6 separate regions of the Homo sapiens genome follow, and regions 1, 3, 4, 5 and 6 are each linked to region 2. A link is a contact called in ENCODE Hi-C or POLR2A ChIA-PET data. All regions are on one chromosome and are shown on one strand. The core of a region is the stretch at or near the end of the contact, and the rest is flanking DNA. Distances in the headings are between cores, read along the strand shown. Region 1 has its middle 17 kb from the start of LINC01271. Region 2 holds the start of ZFAS1 (ZNFX1 antisense RNA 1). Region 3 holds the start of PARD6B (par-6 family cell polarity regulator beta). Region 4 overlaps PTPN1 (protein tyrosine phosphatase non-receptor type 1). Region 5 holds the start of BCAS4 (breast carcinoma amplified sequence 4). Region 6 holds the start of LINC01754 (long intergenic non-protein coding RNA 1754).

Region 1 (2,700 bases), core at 91-2,590, 1.1 Mb after region 2:
TTATACAAGGGCAATGAGGGATCCTCGTGGTGATAGAAATGTCTGTATCTTGACTATATCACTGTCAATATCTTTATTGTGACTGTTAACATTGGGGGAAACTGGAAAGGGTATATGGACTCTCTCTGTTTATTTCTTACAACTGCATGTAAATCTATAATAATCTCAAAAGAATACATTTTAAAAAGAATATATTATACAATTTTCTATACCCAGACACTACTAAATATAATTATATCTTTGGTAACACAGACACACTGTTCTCAGATAACGGAAGTAGTGCGGTGATTATGTGTGTGACTTGACAATGGGATGGGCTGGGTTCAAATCTCAGCTACCAGTCCCTTCACCTCCTTGGGCCTCAGTTTCCACACCTGCAGGTGCTGAGCAATGAGAGGAACTGTCTCGTGGGGTTGCTGGGGGGACACGATGACGTGATTCATGAGACATGCAGAGCACAATGCTCACTTGCAGTGGCTGCCCAGTAAATGAAATTGCCACTTTTCCGGGCTGTAGAAAAGGCTACAGGTAGAGGCAGGCAGAGGATTGGACCCGAGAGCATCCTCTGAGAGCTCTAGATTGGGATCATGTCTCACCAGCCAGGGGGTTTGTTTTGACTTCTTTCTTGCAGGGAAGTGTCTGCTGAGTGGTCCATTCCACTCCCCTGAGTTTGGCCTGGTCGCTTCTTGTCTGCCCTCTGGACCCCGGTGGGTGCAAACTTTCATGGGTGTCTCTCCACCTGGAGCCTGTGGTTGGGACTGCTCAGGTGGGGACACAGCCTGGGGGGTGATCCTCTGTAAGGCAAAATGGAGCAGGAGTGGAACCCATGCCTACTGCATACCTATTGTGTGCCTTGTGACTTACGTGCTGCAGCTCACGGAATTCTCCCAACAACTTTGAGCAGTAGGTGCTATAATCACTCCTGCGTGATCCAGAGAAAACCGAGACTTGGTGAGGGGAATGGACTTGTCCAAGGTTGTGCAACTAGTAGGTGGCAGAGCTGAGATCTGAGCCCTGGTCTGTCTGATTTAAATCCAGAATCATTTTCACTGTTGATAATAACCTCACCACTTATTAAGTATCTACTAGAGTAATCAATATGCTAGCTCTTTCCATTGAGGTATGATCACCTTTCCATTTTAGAGAAGAGGAAATAGGGGTTAGGCAAGGTGCATTGCCAAGATGGACAACAGCTCTCAAAAAACAGCCAACCTTGCAGCCAACGGGCAGCTTTCTTGTGTGCCCCCAACCCCACCTGTAGCTCCAGCCCAGCTCAGCCAAGATCACTCAAGCTTTGGGACTTTTAAATGCTGAGTCAGCAAACAGCCCCTACCTTGAGATACTCTGCCTAGGCAGACTGTGGTTGTTTGCACTTCAGCTTCAGGCCTCCAGGGTCAGCTGAGATAGCAAGACCTTCCCCTGGGGGCTGGATGGGGTCATTGGGAGCCACTGAGAGACCCTTTCCCCACTTGGCCTGGCAGACAGAGTGGCAGTTGGAAGAGGCTCGAGGTGGCTGTGGTGGTAACAACTTCCTTTTGAGTAATAACATTTACTGAAAAGCAATTCTGCTTTTAGCACCAGAAGTTCACCATCCTTGCAAGCAGGCGCCTAAGAATACCTTCATTCAACCACAGTTCAGAGATTCACAGACTTCCTTTTGCACTCCCTCCAGGAGAGTTTCACATTTGGTGTTGAGGGAAAACCAAATACCACAATTATTGGAGGGGGTGGGAGGGGTGTTGAGAGGGAGGTGATGCGAAGGAGGCCAGGTGGCATCAACCACAGCCCCCAAGGCCTCACAGGCAGCCTCTGGGCAGCGGCTCAGCCTCTCGCCCTCAGTTACTGGAAAGACAGCGGACGAGCTCATAATGAAACCGACAGGCTGACAATTTATCTTCCTTTTACAAGAAAAAGAAAGTGATTGTCCTTCAAACAAGCATGACTTTGGAAGCCAGGGACTTACCCTGGCCACTCTGCAAATTAGAGACAGAGCCAGGCTGCTCCAGAGGCCCCGAGCCCCTGCCTGTCACCCCCAATTAGCGCTGGAGTTCTTTAGGCTCGTTTTTTCTATTGCCCAAAATCCAGTCTACTGGGGCATAATGGGGACTTATGGAAAGAAAAAAATCCAATCTGCACTTGGGAGGGGATAGCCTTAAATGTTAGGCACTCACCGCAGGCAGCTGGGGGTGGCTGAGGGCAAGGGAGAAGGCATGGGTGGGGAAGGAGGGGATGTGCCAGGCAGAGCCAGGAGGCTCCAAAAAGCAGCTCTAAAAAGCTCTCCCCCTCCCAGCAATCCAGCCTCCTGACTCACGCCAGACACAGAGGCAGCTGATGGGATGGGAAGAGGCTGGCTTTGGGAGCCACAGGGATGTGGGGGCAAACTCCAGCTCTGCCACTTGCTGGCTGTGTGACCTTGGGTGGGTAACTTCACCTCTCTGAGACTCAGTTTCCTCACCTTTAAGATGAGGATGAGTATAGGAGGTCAGGACATGACCTTCCTGTGCTCAAAACCCTCCCACGGCTCCCACCTCACTTGGCAGAAAGTCAAAGATCTCTGTGGCCTACCAGGCCCTACAAGATCTTTCCCATGCTTCCCTTATAACCTCATCTCTCTCTCTCTGTCTCTTTTTTTTTTTTTTTTTTTAAGACAGGGTCTCACTTTGTCACCCAGGCTGGAGTGCAGTGGTGCCAACACATCTC
Region 2 (2,700 bases), core at 103-2,602:
CCTGGGAATATCTCTGGTGAGTCCCCTCCCTCATCTTATCAAACCCAGCCCTCCTGGCGCAGGCTCAGTATTTAGAGTTTGTTTGTTTATTTTCAATTCTCCGAGGGGAAAATTCCTTCTTCCCCTTGTTGAAAAATGCTAAAATAGAAACTCCAGAAAATTTAAAAGAAACGGAAGAAAAGAAAAAAAGATGTTAAAAAAAAGGCAAGGGAAGGAAGGGAGGAGTAGACATGAACAGGAAATGCTGGGATCGAAAACAGACTGAAGTGTTTTTTTTTGGTGGGGGGAATCAAGGCCTAAAGGGCACGAAGAAGAAAATCAGTGATGATCAAGCTGGCCTGGAGTCAGAATGAGAGGGGCTAGTCATCACCAGAGTGGGACGCAGGAGGCTGAGGTCGGAGGCAGAGCTGGGTTTGGGGGAAGTCTCCAGGGTCCTGGGGAATCCCTGACCCAGGGAGCCCACGGTCCCTAATGGAAATGTTATGGGGTCAGGGAGCGCCAAGGCTGTGAGGTGGCGGGGTTATGGGGGCCTTGGGGAGAGGGTGGTAGCGAGCACCAGGGGGTGCTTGCTGAGGACGGAGGCGGCGGGGTGGGGGCAGGGAGCAGGCTGAAGGGGGTGCCGAGGTGCTCTGTAGAAGAGGGGGATTGATAAGGTGACAGGAGGTGAGGCCGGAGGAATGAGGGGGGTGCGAGTGGCAGAAGGGAGGGCACAGACAGGGGTAGGGGCAGAGGAGATCGAAGTGCTGAGGGCAGAAGCGGTGACGGTGTCGGGGGTGCTGGGGAGAGCGACGGGCCAGCTGAGGGGATGGGGACACTAAAGAGAGTACAGGGGAGCCGAAGGGGCGACGGGGCGCTGAGATGGGCCAGGGGCTGAGTGGGTGACGGGGCGCTGAGTAGGCGATGGAGGTCTGGGGTCTGAGGGGGAGACGGGGCGCTGAGAGGCGCTCTGAGTGGGTGCTGATGCCGCTGGGGGCCAAAGAGGTGACAAGGCTCTGAGTGGGTGATGGGGGTCTGGGGATTGAGGGGGCGACGGGGCGCTGAGGGGCCAGGGGCTCTGAGCGGGTGACGGGTGCGTTGGGGGCTTGAGAGGGTGACAGGTCTTACGGGCAGAGGCAGTGGCGGGTCGGCGCGGGCGCCGGGGTTCGCGGCGAGGCAAGGAAGAATCAGGGGCAGGGGCAGTTGCGGGGCCACTCACCCGGCTCCGGCGCGTCCTTTCACTGCCGCCGGCGAGTGCTGGGGCTTCGGCCCAGGCAGGTCGGTGGCCCCGCCCGGCGCCGCGCACTTTCGGTTTCCGTTCCCCGCAGACCCTGGGCGGAGCCGGGCGGGCGGCCCAGAGGAGGAGAAGGAGGAGGCGGGGGCCCAGGGTGGAGAGCACGAGGGCCTGGCCCAGGCACGGCCGGCGCCTCCGCCCTCGAGGAGGGCGTCACCTCAGCTCCCCCCGGCGGCGGAGCCGGCGGGCTCAGGCGGGCGCGGCTGAGGGGAGCGGACCGCGGGGGGCGGGAGATGACTGCGCCCAAGGCCTTTGCGGGCCTCAGCCGGCCCCAGAGGAAGGGGAACCCGTCGAGCGGTTTGGTGCGTGTGAAGCGCGACATGGCGAGGAAGCGGACAAGCCCGGGTGGCCCGGCGTGTAGAGGGAAGGGGGCGGGGCTAGACGCGGCCTGGACAACTACTAGAGCGCCTCGGGCTGTGCTGCTCGAGACTACATTTCCCAGAGCGACGCGCGCGGAGCGGGCGGGAAAGAGAGCGTTTCGGGTCCAGTGCGCAGGTGCGAAAGCCATCTTTGGTTATATAAGGGAGGTTCAGGAAGCCATTCGTTCTTTCGCGTCTGCGGTGCCCGGAGTGTGGTACTTCTCCTAGTTGCAGTCAGGCTTCATACGCTATTGTCCTGCCCGTAAGTTCCCGTTTTGTGTGTGGTGAGTGGAAACTCCATGTTCTTCGTTGGAGACCTCTGGTCCTCCCTTCCCTTCTTTGTGCCGTCGTCTCTGCGGCCAGCCCTAATCTCCTTCTCGTGGCTTCTCCGTCTCTGACCCCAAATAGGCCTTAAGGGCGTGGGAGAAATGAGTTTCTGGAGCTGGAAAAGCCACTGCCTTCTGCACGGGCCTGAGAAGCCCTTGGCTGGTGTAAATGATGACTTCACTTTTTTCCCCATCAGATCGACAATGCTGACGTCTTATATTTTGCCAGTTAGTTCTGATACATCGGCCTCAAAAGGCCCGGCCTTGTTCGTTTCTGACCGTGGGAAGATGGCGGTTAACGCCCTTTATTTGTTGGTTCACAGGTTAGAGCAGCCAGCGGGTACAGAATGGATTTTGGAAGAGGGAGTCACCACTGGACCTCCAAGGAAGCCACGTGCAGACATCTACAACCTTCGATCTCCTGACGAGTAAGTCTTTGTCTCCTATGGGTCTACTGTAGAAAACACGTGCTTTGAGAAGCTTTAGTTTTCTAGGAAAACGTGGGATTTAACAAAGCACTTTCTATCGAGCATTTATTAGGTATTTAAAAAAGTGTTCTGACGGCCGGGCGCTGTGGCTGACGCCTGTAACCCCAGCACTTGGGGAGGCCAAGGCAGATGGGTCACCTGAGGTCAAGATTTGGAGACCAGCCTGGCCAACATGGTGAAACCCTGACTCTATTAAAAATACAGAAATTAGCTGGGCGTGGTGGTACGCGCCTGTAATCCCAGCAACTCACAAGGCT
Region 3 (2,700 bases), core at 4-2,503, 1.5 Mb after region 2:
ACAGCTCTTGGATTCCCGGGTCCCACAGGGAGACCTTGGGACCTGGGAATCTCCTCCAGCCAAAAGCTTCAGTCTTCTCCTCTCCTCCCCATGACCCACAGGGTCTGTGTGAAGAGAGGCCGGGCTCTGGGACGTTCAGAGAGGAGGATTCAGCGTTTTGTTGCTCTGGGACACAGCTTGGTCACTCCGGGAAACGAACACAACCTAGAGGCTGTCATTTGTAGAAACAGCGAATGGCCAAGGAATGGCGGGAGGAGGGAAAAGGAAGACTTTTAAAGAAAAAAAAAAAAAGCCCTGAAAGACTGGACTAGAAATCCTCAGGGAGGCTGGGCCTGCAAGGAGCCTTCCCGCGCCTCAGCCCACTTTCCTTCCCTCTCGACCTGACGGACTTAAGGCGTGCAGAGTCTCTTCGGACAAAATGAAGCCAAGAGAGCCCTAAGCTTCTCCCCCAGCAACCGCTGCAGAGGCGGGAAAACTTGAATTTTGCAACCAAGAGTTGCAGCGGGACGCCTAAGCAACGATAAGGGGCGGTGGAGGGGCGTCGTTGGGGGCTGCAGCATCCCAAAGTGGAAGCGGGAAGGGGGCCCGGCTGGAACCGAATAGCCCCGCAGCGCCTCGGCAACCGGACGGGCGGCGCATCCAATCCCCTGGACCGTGCGTGTGACTGGCGCGCGCTAAGCGGCGCGAGCCCCGGCGGAGCCGGGCAACCAGGCGCGCGCTCGCGCGTGCGCAAAAGGCCCACCCAGCCGAGCCCTTCTTCAGGTGCGCTCGCGCTTCCGGCCGGCCTCCCCGCGTGCCTTCCCGGGGCGGAAACTCCAGCACCCGCGCATGCGCCTTCTGGCTCTCCGGCCTGAAGCGGGGCGGAGGGCCATGGCTTCAGGTGATCCCGCCCCTCCCTCGTAGCGCAGGACCAATCGTGCGGTGGTAGGCGGGGTTTTGAGGAGGCAGCCCGCCCACGCACCGCGCGAGGCGTGTATCGATTGGTTGGCGCCGCGGGCGCAGGTGCGCGCTTTCTATTGGGTGTGGGCGGAACGCGAGGGATTGCGGCATCTTCGGGGGCTGCAGGTGAGCGCGCGCACGCGCCGCGGCTGTGGTCCGCTCGGGTGCGCGCGCGCGGGCTCGCGGGGGAGGCGGCAGAGGGAGAGGTTGCGGCGCTTGTGGCCTCCGCTCCGCCCCCTCCTCTCCTCCAGCGCTGTCGCCGTCGCCGCCGGGGCCCGGAGGGAGGGAGCTGCTTCCCCGCCTGCCGCGCCACCAGTCCGACCCTCGGTCCCGCCGTGTGAGCAGCTGGTGGAGTGGAGCTCAGCGCGGACGCCGGAGCTGCGGCCGCCCCCTCTGCAGGTGCCTGTGAGGAGGCGCCCGGGCCGCAACCGCTTTCCGAGATCCCCAGTCGCGCACTCGCTCCCCGCGCTCCTGAGGGGCCGCCCGGCCGGAGGAGGCCGTCGCGGGGCTCGGCGTTCAGCATGAACCGCAGCCACCGGCACGGGGCGGGCAGCGGCTGCCTGGGCACTATGGAGGTGAAGAGCAAGGTGCGCGGGGCCCGGGCTGGGCGGAGCGGCGGGCCTGGGGGGCCGGGGCCTGGGAGAGGCCGGGCCAGGCTCGGAGCGCCGGGGGAGGCGACGGGCTGAGCTGCCCCGGGGTCTGGACGGTGCGGTCGGGAGACTGTGGGTAATAAACTTGCCGAGGAGGGGGTGGCGGGGGTCAGGGGGCGCTAGTGTCCGCCCCTGGCCCGGGCAGGAAGAAGACCTAGTCCAGCATTTAATCTCATTCCGTAAATCTCATTCCCGTGTTCACGGACGGGAGTAGGGGCCAAGGTATATCCAAGGATGGCGCACACTGAGTGAAATGCGAGGCTGCTCAAAAGGTGTAGGAGAATCCTGCCTGCTGGGCTGTGAGTAAAGGGCCCTGGACCACCCCGTTGTTCCCACTTTCTGTGGTTAAGGGGCGCATCGAGTGGCGAAGGAGAGAGCCCAGTGAACTAAACAGCCCTTTAAAAGTTCGCTTTGCTTCCTGCTGGCGCTCTTTCTAGCACTAACTTTGGTATGCATTTAATCTGTAAAATTAGTACTATCACCTTACGTTGGAGTAGCACTTTACAGTTTGACTCTAGATGCTCTTTTCATTCCATCCTGCTACCTACTCACATCAAGTGCTTTTCCCCTTGACCAACGGTATGCCAATCTGCTGATAATTACTTCGGTATTCACTGAATTTCTAAATCTCAAGGCTCAGTGAGCAGGGTAGTCTGTAGGGAGGGATTAGTTAGGGAATGCCTTCCAAAGGGGGTTTTGAGCTGGAATTTGAAGGTGATCGGCAGCCAAGGGAACACTTTCAGCAAGCGTTTCTTGAGTTGAAGAGTTAAAAGGAGCTTAGATAATCTAGCCCAATTCTCTGAGAAGACTGAGGCTTAGAAAGGTTATGACTTCCTCAAGCTGTTTTTTTGCAAAGCCTTCATGCCTTTTTAATAACTTCTAGACATTGCAGAATACAAAACAGGACACTGGCTGGGCCCTGAGAACATTTAAAATAGAATTGAGAAGGCCAAAACACAGAAAAGGAGAAAATTGAAAGTATATCAATTTCAAAAAAAAAAAGTAATGGAGCATCATAGATGGTAAGACTACTAAGGAGTATGTAAAATCAAGGAGTGATTTGAGTGAGGTACAGTGGAGTAAGGAAAGCTTCCTAGAGCCTCTAGGTAGA
Region 4 (2,811 bases), core at 13-2,512, 1.3 Mb after region 2:
GGCCCCGTGACCCAGACACCTCCTACTAGGTCCATTTTTAACATTGGGGATCACATTTCAACGTGAGATTTGGAGGGGGCAAAACTACAAACCATGTCACTCAGGGATTGGAGGAGCAAGTACCACCTATACTTTGGACTCAGGTAGAAAGGCAAAATATCCAGGAAATAAGCTGCTACCGTCCAGGGTTCAGCAGAGGTGCCCATCAGCCTGCCAAGTACTCAAGAGTCCAGCCTCTAGGGAGCTAATCATCATGGTGAGCTCTTCGAGGCACAGGGAGCTGGGAAGACAGTGCTTGCCACCCCTGCCTGAATAGTGTTTGCACAGAGAGTTCTGTTGTGTCTTGATTGGGTCCTCCTGCCACTGGGAATGCTGTGGATTATACTAGGTCTCTATCTGGCTTGTTTCAGGGCTCCATGTGAAAACCTTCTTGATATCCTAGCCATCCACCTGCTCAGTCCCTAGTTTGCAAGGAGGCTGTGGGGAGCCTAGATTCTGTGTCAGATAGAATGTACTACATTCCGTCTCAGGAATGTACCACATCAGAAAACAGTGCGACCTGCAGGAGAAGTAGAGGTGAAGAGGCACATTCTTCCGAGAAATGTTTCTCTCAACACCCAGCATTCCCTGGATATCAGCAGGAAATTACTCACTGCTAGAAAATGCCCCATGAGCCTTCTGTTAAGGAGGTCAAGGGAGAGAACAGAGAAAGTTCTCAAAGTTGACTTGGTCACTGGTACTTTCTTATGCGGTTCTTATTTTGTTTGCCATCGTCATCATCATGCTATGTCTATTTTCTCAATCCAAATCCACTGCTTTCACCTTGGTTCTTTCTGACCGGTTTGGCACACTCATTCAGTAAATCCTTATGGAGAGCCCAATGTCTGCATAATTGTGCTGTGCTGATGACCAAGCTAGACCTACGAGTGTCGGCTCCTTTGAGATGTACGGGACAGCTCTTCTGTCATCTCTTCTGGGAAGCCTCTCCAGGCTTGGTGAACAGTGGCAAGATGTTTAACAGTTGTACATGTGTCCCATGTTCCTTTCTAAGAGCCTGGGCAAACCAGACCCGGTCGCAGGTCATCGTAGTATGGCGTGAGCTTCCTCTCTCCTTTCTGACCTTTTGTGTGATGGCAAGAACCTGCAGAGTGACACAAGCAGCAGGCTTCTGAGGTTGCTCTAGCCTCAGAATGGCCGTCCCTTCTCCACCCTGGCCCTCATTGCTGAGGTTTCCTTTGAAGCAACAGTGCCGGAACAGACTAGGGGAAGCAGCTTGGACATAGCTGTATGATTTATTACCACCCATTGAGGCCAACCAAAGTCGGCAAGGAGAGGTAGCAGGTCAGTGGTGCCTGGAAGCTTCCTCTTTCCTTTGCACCAGATGTGACTGCTCTGCAATTACTCCTAAATTTGCTACTCTCGTTTTTACTAGCCAACCTTGATGTTTTTCCCTTCTTCCTGTAGAATAGACTTCCCCTCTGATCAGTACTTTCTACTCAACACTATTTGTGGCCACAGTGGGAACTCATTGAGGACAGGGACCATGACATTACTACCTGACCCATCAACACTTGGCATAACTTGAAATGCAAGGACAAAAATTGGCTGCAAGTACAATGTGGTCTTCACTCTGAAGGTGATCCTTAAAACTTGGCTTTGGCATCATATTGCCTTAATATACCTAGGGGATTGGGTAAAACCAGTTACTTTAAAAGAGTTTTACAATTCTGGCCTTCTAGCTATCTTGTCTTCTTAAACAAGAGCACAAGATGAATGTATCTTAGTGAAATTTTATATGGTTTGCTTTGAGTAATCTTGCGAAGATTGATTTTTAGCACAGTAGGAAAGACACATTCTAATAGTGATTTTTTTCCCCGAGTTTATGTACTGCTGTTGCATGAAAATCTGACTAGATTTAATGTTCCTAAAGTTCTTTGTTCATCCTGATTTTTGCAGGTCCTAGGGAAAGCTTTGTTTTCCTCTTAACCTAACTTAGATGTTGTCATTTCATGAGCTTTGGAGGAAGAGTGTATAGCCAATTGTGTAATGTCTTTAAAGGATATTATCTCTGCAATAGTTGTTTATAAGGCCTAAGTTATTCATGTAATAATAGTGGCCCCGGATCTGTTTCTAGCAATAGGTATATGGATTTTGGTTCCTATATAGTTGTAGTTGTGGCTTTGAGATATTGAGCAAGCCCTTTTAAGAAAGGATTTGGCATCCCTCAGCCTTCAAAAGCTTCTCAAAATTGATCATATGTTATTAGCAAAGGTTTACTGCCTGCTTCCATTGTATAGACAATTTATTTTTTATGTATTCCGTTCTAAGAAGGCAGATGACCAAAAGATCTTGCATCTGTTGCCCAAGGCTTGTGACTAGAGAGGAAAGAGATAAGAATACTTTTTTAAAATCCCATTTTACTAAATATGTTGAGGAAGTGGTAAGATATATTAATTTGTTGAGATTTTTCTGTTATGCCTATTATATGAAATAGGTACTCTGAACATGGCTTCTTAATTAAATATATTTGATAAAATACAACTTGCTTCCCCTGGAGTTTAGAAGTCAGATAACTGCCATGGAGAGCTATGCTTTCTTTGTTTTAAAGATCTGCTTATGAACATGATAAACAGGAACAATTTAATGTTTTCAATATTTTCTTGTATTTTACTGCAAGTTTATACACAACATAAATATGGGGGAAGGGGGAAATGTTTATACCAGAGCCATCCTGCCCATTCTTTCCTTACAGAAGGACAAAGGAGCAGTATTTATTTTAACTACAAAAATACTATTGTAGGTTTTAAAAAT
Region 5 (2,700 bases), core at 198-2,697, 1.5 Mb after region 2:
AGTAGCTAGGACTACAGTTGTGCCCCACCACATCCTGCAATTTTAATTTTTTTTTTTCTTTTAGAGAGATGGAGTCTCCTTATGTTTGCCCAAGCAGCTCAGCCTTTTTTTTTTTTTTTTTTTGTGAGGCGATTTAACATTTAAAGAAAAGTCAGCAGGCAGGGGGCGCTGGCCCACGCCTGTAATCCTAGCACTTTGGGAGGCCGAGGCAGGTGGCTCACCTGAGGTCAGGAGTTCGAGAGCAGCCTGGCCAACATGGCGAAACCCCGTCTCTACTAAAAAATACAAAAATTAGAATTAGTCGGGCGTGGTGACAGGCGCCTGTAATCCCAGCTACTCGGGAGGCTGAGGGAGGGGGAGAATTGCTTGAACCCGGAATGTGGAAGTTACAGTGAGCCGAAATCGCACCACTGCACTCCAGCCTGGGCGACAGAGCGAGACTCCGTCTCCAAAAAAAAAAAATTAATTAATTAAAAATAAAAATAAGTCATCAAACGAAAAATCAAAACTTCAGACTTGTCTTATACCTATTTGCCTTTTAGTACTTTCCTCATTAGCACTGTTGGGGTGGGAGATGAGGCGCACCTCGCTCTCTTCAGCCCCAAGGCTTGTAAAGGGTCTATCTAGGCCGGCCTCCGAGGGCATGGAGGGAGTGGGTGCGGTTGTGAAATGTAGTGCGCTCAATAGTTTCCTGGTGAAGTTTATTTTAAAATCCGCACCGAAGAGGAAGACGAGGACCGTCACACTCGGCCTTCCCTAAATTCCAGGACCCTCCGCCCGATGCAAACTAGATGCTTTAGTAGGATGGGAACGGGTGGGGGGCGGGCGGCTTTGGGCTTCCTCTAAGCTAGCGCCTCTCTAACCCGGACGCCCGTTAGAATCACCCGGGGAGTTTTAGAAACTACCGATGCCCAAGCCCCACTCCGAAGGATTCCAACTTAATCGGCCTGGTGCGAGGCCTGGCTTCCGGGCTTTTAAAAGCTTCCCGGGGATTCTATTTTACGGCCGGGTCCGGGGCCGGGAGCCTGTACTCTACCGGGATTCCGATGGGGAGGGGTGGCTTGCCCCAATAGTTCTCAAATTTAGCTTTGGGTCAACAATCTGGTTGGAACCACCTAACAAACATCAAAAGATCCTGATGCCCAGGTCTTAACCCAGAGACGGTGTGGTCCAGGCTTGGGAAATTCTAAAAGAGCTCCAGGTGACTGCCATCTGCAAGCGAGTTTGCAAAGCACTGATGCCCAGGTGCTGCGGGGGCGGGCGCAGCGCGCGCCGCTCGCCACTGGGTGGCGCTGCCCGCTCGGCCCGGCGCTCCTGGAGCTGCGAGCCGCGACCGCCGGGAGCGCACCTGCCCCGCCTCCGCCAGGCGGTCCGCGGGGCATGCAGCGGACCGGGGGCGGGGCTCCGAGGCCCGGGCGCAACCACGGGCTCCCAGGCAGCCTCCGCCAGCCGGACCCCGTCGCCCTCCTGATGCTGCTCGTGGACGCTGATCAGCCGGAGCCCATGCGCAGCGGGGCGCGCGAGCTCGCGCTCTTCCTGACCCCCGAGCCTGGGGCCGAGGTAGGGGACGGGGCTGTGGAGTTGGAGGAGAGGGTTCTCGCGGTTAGGGGTCCGGGCTCCGGACCCTCGGCTTCCCCGGAGCATCCTCTCGCTCCCGGAGTGGGGGGCCCGGGGATTCCCCCCTTCCTGAAGGGTGGCTGCGGGGCGCCACGCAGAGATGTGCAGCGGGTCGTCCCTGCTCGCTCCTCCGGGCGACACCGGGCCCCGGAGGCCCAGGCTCGCTTTCCCTCCCCACCCGGGTCCCCCAGCATCCGCCGGGTCCTCAGGCGCCGCCCTTTGCCAGGCCGGCCCTGGGAGAGGCGGACCCCGGGACCTCTGCTGCCCCGGCTACCTCCGAGCGGTGCCCGGGCCGAGCGGCGCCTCAGGCTGCGGCTGTGCGGGCCGCGCTGCGCTGCTGCAGCTCGGAGCGAAAACACCACGCCTCTGTCTGCGCTTTCTATTTTAAAAGCACCAAGTGAAAAGCAGATCTAAAACGAGACCCTCTACCTTCCGGCTGGAGGCATCTGTCGACGCTGTTGTGAAAAAGTTATTTGTCTGAGTTCACTAGGAGTTATTTACGGTCAGAAATTCAACCCATTCTCTTTTTAAACCACAAAAGCAGTACAGGAGTATTTAACATAAAGGCTATGCACCCCTTTCTCTTTTCTCTCCCACCCCAATTCTAGTTTTCTTAGAAAACCAGCATTAACTGTTTGGTATAAATCATTCCGGACATTTAAAATGCATTTACAAATGTAGATATCTGTATCTGCCTAGGCAGAGTATTGGCTCATGCCAGTGGTCCCAGCATTCTGGGAGGCTGAGGCAGGAGGATTGCTTGGGATGGGGATAGGGGACGGGGAAGAGTGAGGCTGCAGTGAGGCTTGATCATGCCACTGCACTCCAGCCTGGGCGACAGAGTGAGACATTTAAAAAAAAATCTATCTCGCCAGGCCTGGTGGCTCACGCTTGTAATCCCAGCACTACTGGGAGGCCGAGACGGGTGGATCACCTGAGGTCAGGAGCTCGAGACCAGCCTGACCAACATGGTGAAACCCCGTCTCTACTAAAAATACAAAAATTAGCCGGGTGTGTAATCCCAGCTACTTGGGAGGCTGAGGCAGGAGGATCGCTTGAACCTGGGAGGCGGAGGCTGCAGTG
Region 6 (2,700 bases), core at 162-2,661, 1.9 Mb before region 2:
ATGAGTCTCCAAATACAAACCCCAAATCATTGTAGCAAAATGCACTGACCAACTGTGCTTCCACGATCAGATCAGTAAGCTGGGTGCAGTGGCTCATGCCTGTAATCCCAGCACTTTGGGAGGCCAAGGTGGGCGGATCACTTGAGGTCAGGAGTTGGAGAACAGCCTGGCCAACATGGTGAAACCCCATCTCTACTAAAAATACAAAAATTGGCCAGGTGTAGTGGCAGGCACCTGTAATCCCAGCTACTTGAGAGGCTGAGGCAGAAGAATCACTTGAACCTCGGAGGCAGAGGTTGCAGTGAGCTGATATCATGCCACTGCACTTCAGCCTGGGCGACAGAGCAAGACTCCGTCCCAAAACAAACAAACAAACAAACAAACAAACAAACAAAAACCAATGTGTAAGTGAACAGAGAGAACAAGAAGTTTAAGGAAAATTAAAAACATAAAGGACAAAGTGAGAGAAGAGAATATCTGTAAAATACATGAATACACACACACAGTAGATGTTTCATGGTTGTTTATCCCCCACCTCTCGCTGGAACACAGACTGGTGCCCCACTTCGTGCTTGGGATGTCCTTCCTCTGTTTCTTGGCTGAGTCGAACTTGTGCTGCTTCCTTTCTCCTTAAATATCCTTTCCTCTGGACAGGATGTTCCTGAAGGAGGCCACAAGGCAGAACATCTCGGCTAACTTTAGTTTGCTATTTTCAGCCTGAATTTGTGCCTGGGCAAATCAGTCCACGGACAGAGTATCCTCCCCAGTTGGATATTTCTTGCATGAGCATCAGAATTTTGTGGGACACAAGGCTTAGTTTCACTAAGCTCTGAGCCTCAAAACCTGGTATGCATCTGGGTTAGAGAGCCTCATCCAGTCTTTTTTTTTTTTTTTTTTTTTTGAGATGGAGTCTCACTCTGTCGCCCAGGCTGGAGTGCAGTGGCGTGATCTCAGCTCACTGCAAGCTCTGCCTCCCGGGTTCATGCCATTCTCTTGCCTCAACCTCCCGAGTAGCTAGGACTACAGGCACCCACCACCACACCCGGCTAATTTTTTGTATTTTTTTTTAGTAGAGACGGGGTTTCACCGTGTTAGCCAGGATGGTCTTGATCTCCTGACCTTGTGATCCGCCCGCCTCGGCCTCCCAAAGTGCTGGGATTACAGGCGTGAGCCACCGCGCCTGGCCCTCATCCAGTCTTAAAAAAAAATTCCCTGAGCTGTAGAATATATGGTGGACATATTTTCTGCATTCCTTTTTTGATGTAGGTAGGAAAAAAACCCAAAAAACCCCAAATCACAATTGTCCCTCCAGGGAACTGAGAAGCTGGGGTACTTACCCATTGACTCCTGTATTCCATTGGTTAAGAAAAGCTTCTGGTGGCTTTAAGTCCCTAACACTTTTTTGGGGCTGTCTTGCATCCTGTGCTGGAGACAGCTCTTAGGTTAAGAGACACAGGTGTTCAGCCTGGGCAACATAAGGCGACACTGTCTCTGCCAAAAAATAAAAAAAATAAAAAAATAAAAGCCAGGGGGTGGTGCGTGCACCTGTGGTCCCAGCAACTCAGGAGGCTGAAGTGAGAAAATTGCTCGAGTCTAGGAGGTTGAGGCTGCAGTGAGCTGTGATCATGCCACTGCCAGCAGCCTGGGCAACAGAGCAAGACTTTGCCTCAAGAGAAAAGAAAAACAGTCAGATGCGGTGGCTCATGCCTGTAAACCCAGCACTTTGGGAGGCTGAGGCAAGTGGATTACTTGAGGTCAGGAGTTCAAGACCAGGCTGGCCAACATGGCAAAACCCCATCTCTACTAAAAATACAAAAATTAGCTGGGCGTGGTGGCTTGCACCTGTAATCTCAGCTACTTGGGAGGCTGAGTTAGGAGAATCACTTGAACCTGGGAGGTGGAGGTGTCAGTGAGCCGAGATCACCCCACTGCCCTCCAGCCTATGCAACAGAATGAGACTCCATCTCAAAATAATAAAAAAGAGACTAGTGTGGGAGGATCACCTGAGCCCAGGAGGCGGAAGTTGCAGTGAGCTGAGATCACGCCACTACAGTTTAGCTTGGGTGACAGAGTGAGACTCTCTCAAAAAAGAAGAAGAAGAAGAAGAGAAACAGATGTGTGTGTGAGGTGGGAGCTGCCAGCCTGTCCATCATAGTTGTAGCTAATCTCAGAAGCAGGCCAAGGGGATTTGCTATAGGGCACCAGCAGTATATGCTAGAAAGAGAATGTAGTACATGTACTGGCTTGTAGCACAGGGGACATTCTAGTTTTAGGCAATGCTGAATCAAGGGCCTCAAATAATGTCAACAGGACTTGAACTTTCACCATCTTTTAGTTCCTTACACCTTATATCCTCTATTAGTGGCTTCTCACAACTGTGGGCTTAATCCTACCAGTCCAGGAGCCCCAGTAGAACAGAGCATCCTTTCTAACACCTGAGCTGACTTTCATGGTCTTGCTTGAGTTCTGTGCCCAGTCCTGCTCTACGGCCAGGAAGCTGTGGCCCTCTGATTGACCAGATCTGAGCTAAACGCAGTGGTGTGTTGATAAATGTCTAACAATAGTCTTTTTGAGAAAATAAAAGTTTTGATTTGTAGTGTTTCCTGATTTCTATGATGTAAGTACCCCCATTAGCTTGAAACCATAGCCGATTTCAATTACCAATGTAGTGTCAACCGGTTTACAGAACTCTTGTCATGT

Evidence for each region. A loop is a pair of places that touch in the nucleus more often than their neighbours do. ChIA-PET counts read pairs that join two places held with the same protein, here RNA polymerase II (POLR2A). Pooled maps may share reads with other maps.
Region 1: a pooled map shows a loop between it and region 2 (5-fold over the local background). The contact joins the enhancer-like site here to the promoter of ZFAS1 in region 2. A Hi-C loop is called at or near these places in 2 of 50 pooled maps. POLR2A ChIA-PET finds 5 or more read pairs at or near these places in 2 of 52 experiments (AG04450 and activated CD4-positive, alpha-beta T cell).
Region 3: a loop to region 2 is called in a pooled map, with 20 times the contacts of the local background. The contact joins the promoter of PARD6B here to the promoter of ZFAS1 in region 2. A Hi-C loop is called at or near these places in 6 of 50 pooled maps.
Region 4: a loop to region 2 is called in a pooled map, with 26 times the contacts of the local background. The contact joins the enhancer-like site here to the promoter of ZFAS1 in region 2. A Hi-C loop is called at or near these places in 3 of 50 pooled maps. POLR2A ChIA-PET finds 5 or more read pairs at or near these places in 3 of 52 experiments (GM12878, OCI-LY7 and activated T-cell).
Region 5: a loop to region 2 is called in a map with no recorded cell type, with 12 times the contacts of the local background. The contact joins the promoter of BCAS4 here to the promoter of ZFAS1 in region 2. A Hi-C loop is called at or near these places in 1 of 37 single-sample maps with no recorded cell type and 5 of 50 pooled maps. POLR2A ChIA-PET finds 5 or more read pairs at or near these places in 2 of 52 experiments (CD8-positive, alpha-beta memory T cell and activated CD4-positive, alpha-beta T cell).
Region 6: a loop to region 2 is called in a pooled map, with 12 times the contacts of the local background. The contact joins the promoter of LINC01754 here to the promoter of ZFAS1 in region 2. A Hi-C loop is called at or near these places in 2 of 37 single-sample maps with no recorded cell type and 4 of 50 pooled maps. POLR2A ChIA-PET finds 5 or more read pairs at or near these places in 1 of 52 experiments (A673).

What each region holds. Positions count from the first base shown.
Region 1 is chr20:50,337,296-50,339,995 of GRCh38, forward strand. No RefSeq gene overlaps it. Among named protein-coding and RNA genes, the nearest start is that of LINC01271, 17 kb to the left of the region's middle. RefSeq lists an enhancer at 1,819-2,018. Within about 2 kb of position 1,341, at least 14 of the 41 ENCODE cell types and tissues checked have a DNase peak (open chromatin) inside an H3K27ac peak, as active enhancers do.
Region 2 is chr20:49,276,826-49,279,525 of GRCh38, forward strand. ZFAS1 (ZNFX1 antisense RNA 1) reads left to right here and starts at 1,353. Exons shown (of 4, transcript NR_036658.2): 1 at 1,353-1,891; 2 at 2,279-2,383. It overlaps ZNFX1 (zinc finger NFX1-type containing 1), which reads right to left and starts at 1,232. Exons shown (of 14, transcript NM_021035.3): 1 at 1,196-1,232. SNORD12C (small nucleolar RNA, C/D box 12C) reads left to right here and starts at 2,120; the gene lies at 2,120-2,198. RefSeq lists enhancers at 407-466, 808-1,308, 1,309-1,809, 1,567-1,861, 1,737-1,936 and silencers at 1,007-1,236, 1,287-1,646.
Region 3 is chr20:50,730,327-50,733,026 of GRCh38, forward strand. It overlaps PARD6B (par-6 family cell polarity regulator beta), which reads left to right and starts at 1,254. Exons shown (of 3, transcript NM_032521.3): 1 at 1,254-1,526. The coding sequence starts at 1,461. RefSeq lists an enhancer at 357-406 and silencers at 597-806, 907-1,696.
Region 4 is chr20:50,540,514-50,543,324 of GRCh38, forward strand. All of the region lies in intron 1 of PTPN1 (protein tyrosine phosphatase non-receptor type 1), which reads left to right. Among named protein-coding and RNA genes, the nearest start is that of PTPN1, 32 kb to the left of the region's middle. RefSeq lists enhancers at 22-1,221, 568-1,068, 1,069-1,569, 1,489-1,538. Within about 2 kb of position 1,263, at least 11 of the 41 ENCODE cell types and tissues checked have a DNase peak (open chromatin) inside an H3K27ac peak, as active enhancers do; they include GM12878, where a contact is called at or near this core.
Region 5 is chr20:50,793,614-50,796,313 of GRCh38, forward strand. BCAS4 (breast carcinoma amplified sequence 4) reads left to right here and starts at 1,448. Exons shown (of 5, transcript NM_198799.4): 1 at 1,448-1,560. The coding sequence starts at 1,471. RefSeq lists a silencer at 1,181-2,000.
Region 6 is chr20:47,410,733-47,413,432 of GRCh38, forward strand. LINC01754 (long intergenic non-protein coding RNA 1754) reads right to left here and starts at 1,412. Exons shown (of 3, transcript NR_146496.1): 1 at 1,338-1,412. RefSeq lists an enhancer at 2,063-2,222.